Linked DNA regions of Homo sapiens: region 1 is linked to region 2. A link is a contact called in ENCODE Hi-C or POLR2A ChIA-PET data. All regions are on one chromosome and are shown on one strand. Each heading gives the region's core, a stretch centred on a gene start or an enhancer-like site at or near the end of the contact. The rest is flanking DNA. Distances are from core to core; before and after follow the strand shown.

The links. A loop is a pair of places that touch in the nucleus more often than their neighbours do. ChIA-PET counts read pairs that join two places held with the same protein, here RNA polymerase II (POLR2A). Pooled maps may share reads with other maps.
Region 1: a loop to region 2 is called in a map of naive thymus-derived CD4-positive, alpha-beta T cell, with 5 times the contacts of the local background. The contact joins two enhancer-like sites. A Hi-C loop is called at or near these places in 3 of 168 maps with a recorded cell type or tissue (CD4-positive, alpha-beta memory T cell, PC-9 and naive thymus-derived CD4-positive, alpha-beta T cell), 2 of 37 single-sample maps with no recorded cell type and 8 of 50 pooled maps. POLR2A ChIA-PET finds 5 or more read pairs at or near these places in 3 of 52 experiments (CD4-positive, alpha-beta T cell, GM10248 and activated CD4-positive, alpha-beta T cell).

The regions. Positions count from the first base shown.
Region 1 is chr9:126,984,470-126,987,251 of GRCh38, reverse strand. All of the region lies in intron 4 of RALGPS1 (Ral GEF with PH domain and SH3 binding motif 1), which reads right to left. Among named protein-coding and RNA genes, the nearest start is that of RALGPS1, 71 kb to the right of the region's middle. Within about 2 kb of position 1,276, at least 13 of the 41 ENCODE cell types and tissues checked have a DNase peak (open chromatin) inside an H3K27ac peak, as active enhancers do.
Region 2 is chr9:126,938,580-126,941,302 of GRCh38, reverse strand. All of the region lies in intron 1 of RALGPS1 (Ral GEF with PH domain and SH3 binding motif 1), which reads right to left. Among named protein-coding and RNA genes, the nearest start is that of RALGPS1, 25 kb to the right of the region's middle. Within about 2 kb of position 1,347, at least 4 of the 41 ENCODE cell types and tissues checked have a DNase peak (open chromatin) inside an H3K27ac peak, as active enhancers do.

The DNA of each region.
Region 1 (2,782 bases), core at 27-2,526, 46 kb before region 2:
TGTTTGCAGGGCTCCTAGGGCACCATGGTGTATGTCTTGGTCCAGACCTCAGCCTCCCAGCTATCCAGGGCACCAGGATGTGAACCGAGCTCTGAAGGATCCCAGGTACCATGCTCTTAAACACTCTGCTACACAGGTATCACCTCCTCTGGGACACTGGCTCCGGCACAGGCATCATCTGAATATTCTGAGCAACAACCTCCCATCTATAACCCACAGTGCCTATTCAAACTATACATTGGTGAAATGATAGCCACGCATGACTAGGAGCTTGCTTTGTACAGGCACCGCGCTAAGTTCTTACATGCCCACTGTAAGGTAAAAGCTATGACTTCCACCCCCCGCCAACTTTACACATGAGAAAATCAAGGCATAAAGAAAATACATGACTTGTCCTAAGTCTCCAAGCTAGAGGGGTGAGGCTGTGACTCAACCTCAGCTTCATCAGATCAAAGTTCATGCTCTTCAAGCTGTGTGGCTTTAACAGACCCAGCAGCTCAGCTCTGACAGAACCCTGGGCTGAATAAAGCACAGGCTGTGCCCATTTTCAGCACATTCTAAGAACAGCAGTTTCCCCTTGATGCTGCTCCATGCTAAAACTAATGACAAAAACAGTTCTGACATTTAGACCAGCCTCTGAGACACTGCTGCGCCTTCAACTCCATAGGCTGGGAACTGGACATACTGACAGACAGATGTGGTAAGGAGCTCTGGTAGAGACAAAACACCACCTTGAAAACATACCCTTTTAGAAGGCTGCTACCACCAGGACCTTCAGACAGACCTCCTTTACAATGCAGCCCTTGCCCCAAGCCCTGGCAGCCAGGAATCCACCCAGGAATCTACCCTGCAACCCAATCCACCACAGTGGCAATGGGGTTCTAGGCCACAACTTGTAAGTTCAACACAGCTGTGAGATATTATGCTACAAAGCTATATCTGCATTAATACACCAATTTTTGATAAACTTGGTCACTCGTTAGAGTCACCAGGGGACAGGGCAGTTATGGTTCCATATTTGTAACTTCCATTTTCCTTACTCTCTGCCAATCCTTAACTCACCGTCTGCCTGGCTTCCTCTAAGCCCTGAAATGATGTTCTTTGTGGTCCCCCTTGCAGAAACCAGCAGAAGTCATGAAAAGCCACAGCTCCACCCTCAGTTATCAACTGCATTTGGAAATGTGAATCTTCAAAAGGCTGAGCTCACCAGGAAATACCCTTGCTTTGCGGGAAGTGGTTACACCACAAAACAAGACACCCTGGTAATATCGCTCCTTTGGTTGGCACACGCCCTCGCTTGGCAGTGTGCCTAAACACAGCCAGATAATGTTCTGCTATGGCGCTTCCCCTTTCAGGCATCCATTCACACTCCACTCATTCAACAAATATTTATTATGTACTGTGTTCCAGGTACTGGGATTACAACAGGGTATCTCAGTATGCAGACCCTCTAGAACCAAATTAGCATAACCCTCCTTTTCTGTCCTGGTGCTTCCAAAGACCTTTAAGGGAAAAGTCCAGGGGAGAGGCCCACTTGGGTATGTAAGTAGTAGGAAAGAGAGAAGACAAGAAGTAAAAGAACTAACTGCAAGAAAATGTTAAAATTTGACCAGCAGTCTACTGCTTAGTAGTAATATTCGTATTATTATTTTTAAATTATTTTACATATATATGACGGGATAATATAAAGTAAGTAATGTTGCTAGGAACCAAAATTGTCACTGTAAAATAAAATATATAAATATCAAGGGAATTAAGTAACAACTCTATAATGTTATATTTGAATTGGAAAGATCAGTATTATATTAGTCAAATTTTTACAAGATAATGTAGTATAACGAGCAATCCTCAAATCTCAGATGCTTACAACAGCAACATTTATTTCATGCTCATAGGTCTGTAGATGATGCAGCTCAGCTCAGCTCTGCCAGGTTGGCTTTGGCTTGTCTCAGTGTGGAATCTAGACTTCGGGTCAGTTCAGGTCAACTGTAATGTCCTCATTTGGGGACTGAAGATAAACAAGCAACAGTTACCGATACATCATGGAAAAGGAAAGTTCCAAGACAGCTGGCCAAAGCTTGCCACGCCTCTCAGCAGCTCAGCTCAGATCTGCACACTGCCATGCTGCCCACATTCCATGGGCAAAACCAAGTCACAGGGCCAAGCCCAAAGTCAATAGGGTGGGGAGATATACACCACCCACAGTGAAGGTATGACAAGGAGTAAGTTGAGAAGGAAGAATTATGGAGAAATAATATCATCTACCCTAACTATGAACTCATGACATTTTCCTTTTAAAAAATAACTGTTTACTAGCTCTGTCCATGGCAAAGGCCTAAAAGCAATGGCAACCCAGTAATACTAAGCAGTCTTCACCCAGATTATGGTTTCTAAATATTATTCCCCACTAAAAGAAACCCCCTGAAGGAATGCCTAATTCCAGGTCTGCAGCAGAAAATATACAACATAACCCTGGGGATCTTGTTGGGCCAAAAAGCAGGGAAGTGATCAAAAATGAGTGGGATCACATTAAAAGGATACAGGAGCCAACATAAAAGGGATCCAACTGGTCAAAGACAGGACAATTTGTATATCAAAAAGAATGGTGACTATAACTGACTGAAACACACAGGACGTATAATAAATATCCACAAGTTCATTATGATGGAGGAGACAGACTGCTCACCAAAAACAAAACAAAGCAGTTACACACCCACAAGTCACCATTAAAGGTAAGTGGGGCACCACCTGCTTACTCTGAAAATTGATAATTAAAAGGAAA
Region 2 (2,723 bases), core at 98-2,597:
TGTTATTTTTAAATGTACAATTAAATTATTATTGACTACAATCACCCTGTTGTGCTATCAAATACTAGATCTTATCCAATCTTCTTCCTATCTTTGAATCCATTAATCATCCCTCCTTCCCCAACAACCCCCCCCCACAACTAGACGAAGTCATAATTTTAAAGGGGGGGGGCGTATATGAGAAGTCCTCACTGAGAAAATGACACTTGAACATGTTTTAAAATCTTTATAACACATGTGAACACACATATAGAAGTATAGAAGGATATTCACTAAACTGTTAATATCACTGCCTCTTAATGGCATTATTGTATGGCACTTTTACTTTCTATTTCTGTACACTTCAATATTTTCTGGTTTCTTTTGAAATAGGTATGGAAAACATTTATGAGCAGCACAGCACCTAGAGGAAAAAACTGAAAATGAACTTACACAGACAAGGATGGCTCAGAGCTGGGTATTTAAAGACAGCGGTTCCCAGGTTCGGGTCTGGTGCCTGGTGCTGCAGCACCACCTGGTGGCCAATCACCTAACTACTCAATTTCATACAACCATGCCGAGAAAGCAAGAGACAAGATGCACTTTTGTACACAACAGCATAAGAATATACCTGTTCGACGGATCACGAGGTCAGGAGATCGAGACCGTCCTGGCTAACACGACAAAACCCCACCTCTACTACAAATACAAAAAAATTAGCTGGGCATGGTGGCGGGCGGCTTGTAGTCCCGGCTACTCAGGAGGCTGAGGCAGGAGAATGGCGTGAACCCGGGAGGCAGAGCTTGCAGTGAGCCAAGATCGCGCCACTGCACTCCAGCCTAGGCAACAGAGCGAGACTCCATCTCAAAAAAAAAAAAAAAATTATATATATACATACACCTGCCCAATGGACAGGGACTGAAGAAAAGTACACAAACATAAACACTATTCAGTATGTTGGGGTGGCAGGTGGCAGGATCGTAGCAGAATTTACGTGGCTTGGACTTTCAATCATAGGTTTATAATGATGCTTCATTTCTTTATTTCTAACTGTGCAATGGAACAGTCCAACACGACATCTGAATGTACTCACTCACTCAACAGAAGTGGAGTGAGAGGCGGGCTGGGCAGCACAGATTCATAACCCAGGCTATTTGCACATGGTAAAGAAGTGTGACAGGACCTCAGGGCACAGGTTGCTTGGAAAAGGAGGGGTCAGCCTCAATGGGAGTGCCTGGGAGATAAGATCCCAGAACACTGGCTTGGATGAGTAGCCACACCCCTGCACTCAAATTATTAATCATTAATAGCTTGTACACAGACGACTGAACTAGTACCTCCTCGCTGAAGCCCAGAGGCGAATGAAACGTATCCCTTAGGTGAGCAGGAAGTGACTTTGATCGCAGAGGACTCTACCTAGAATACTGTTTCCTTCCCCTCCACCCAACAGGCCTCCAGCCTGGGTCCATGGCCTTCCTCTGCAGGCTCTCTGCTTAGCCCTCCGCAACGCTTGTCACTCTGACATGCCAATGCGGCTGCTCCCTGCTCAACCATAAGAGCTCTGTAAAGCGAGGGTCATGTCTATCCCATTCACCCTCTATGTCTGTCTCACTCACTCTCAGAGAGGGACAGGACTTGGAAGTCCAACTGTCCTGGGTTTGAATCCTGCTCTGCCATCTACCACCTATGTGGCAAGTGCCTCTTGGCTTCTATTTCCCCTTCTGTAAAGTGGGCATACAGGATTGTACCCATCTCATGTGGCTGTGGTAAGGATTAACTAATAGCAACAGCTGGTGCTCAGGAGTACTGGGGGTGCCAAGCACTCGTCTAAGTGCTCTATATGTGTTAAGTTCCTTAACTGAAGCCATCTCTGTGCAATAAGTGTTGATCACAGTGCCTGGCATGGGATACATGTTCAAATACTGTTATTTCATCCCCAGTTTCCAGCACAGTGCCCAGCATAGTCTATTGTGTTCTCAATAAAAATGAATGAATACTTCCCCTGCCTACTATGGAAAGGAGAAAGGTCAGAGTGAGCCTGTGATGCTCAAGCCACCCCATGAGCACCCAAGCTGCCTGGTTCTGCTGTCCCAAAAGGCTGAAGGATAGTACAAAGGGACTGGAAGGAGAGAAGGTGCCTTGACAGACACATGCGACCCTGCAGGACTGGGGAGCAATGAGGATCACAGAGCCCATCAGGGGAACATGTTCTGTGCTGAAGTGCAGACCCTCTGCCCCCCTCTCCCACTTCCAGCCCTTAGAAGTGGCTCCGCTGTAGGTACAGCTCAGCCAAGGAAGGAGAGATTTGTGGATACCACATCAGGTCCCAGAAGGTCATTCAGGCACATCCCTGGCCACACCCAGCCTGCTTCTTTCACCACCAGCAAAAACGGGGGCTAGTTTGTCTCCCTAAAACCCTCCTCCCTCCTCTACTCCTGGCTCTTTCCTACTCTTCCATTCTCATTTAAATGTCACTTCCTGTGGGAAATCTCAGTGATGCCCTAGGTAGGTCCTTCTCCTACAGCTTTTAGAGCATCTAGACTTCTCCACAACACTCAAAACATTTGTCGTGAAGTGTGTGTTCATCTTCCTCACTGGACTGTCACAGCTGTGGCCACCCACAGCTTCCATGACTCGCAAAGCCTTTTCTGAGCAAGCCTACTTTGAAAACATATCCTTATTGCTATAGCCAAACCCAGTAGGGGTGTACAAATAAGAAGCCATCAACCCACCCTTCCTTGTAC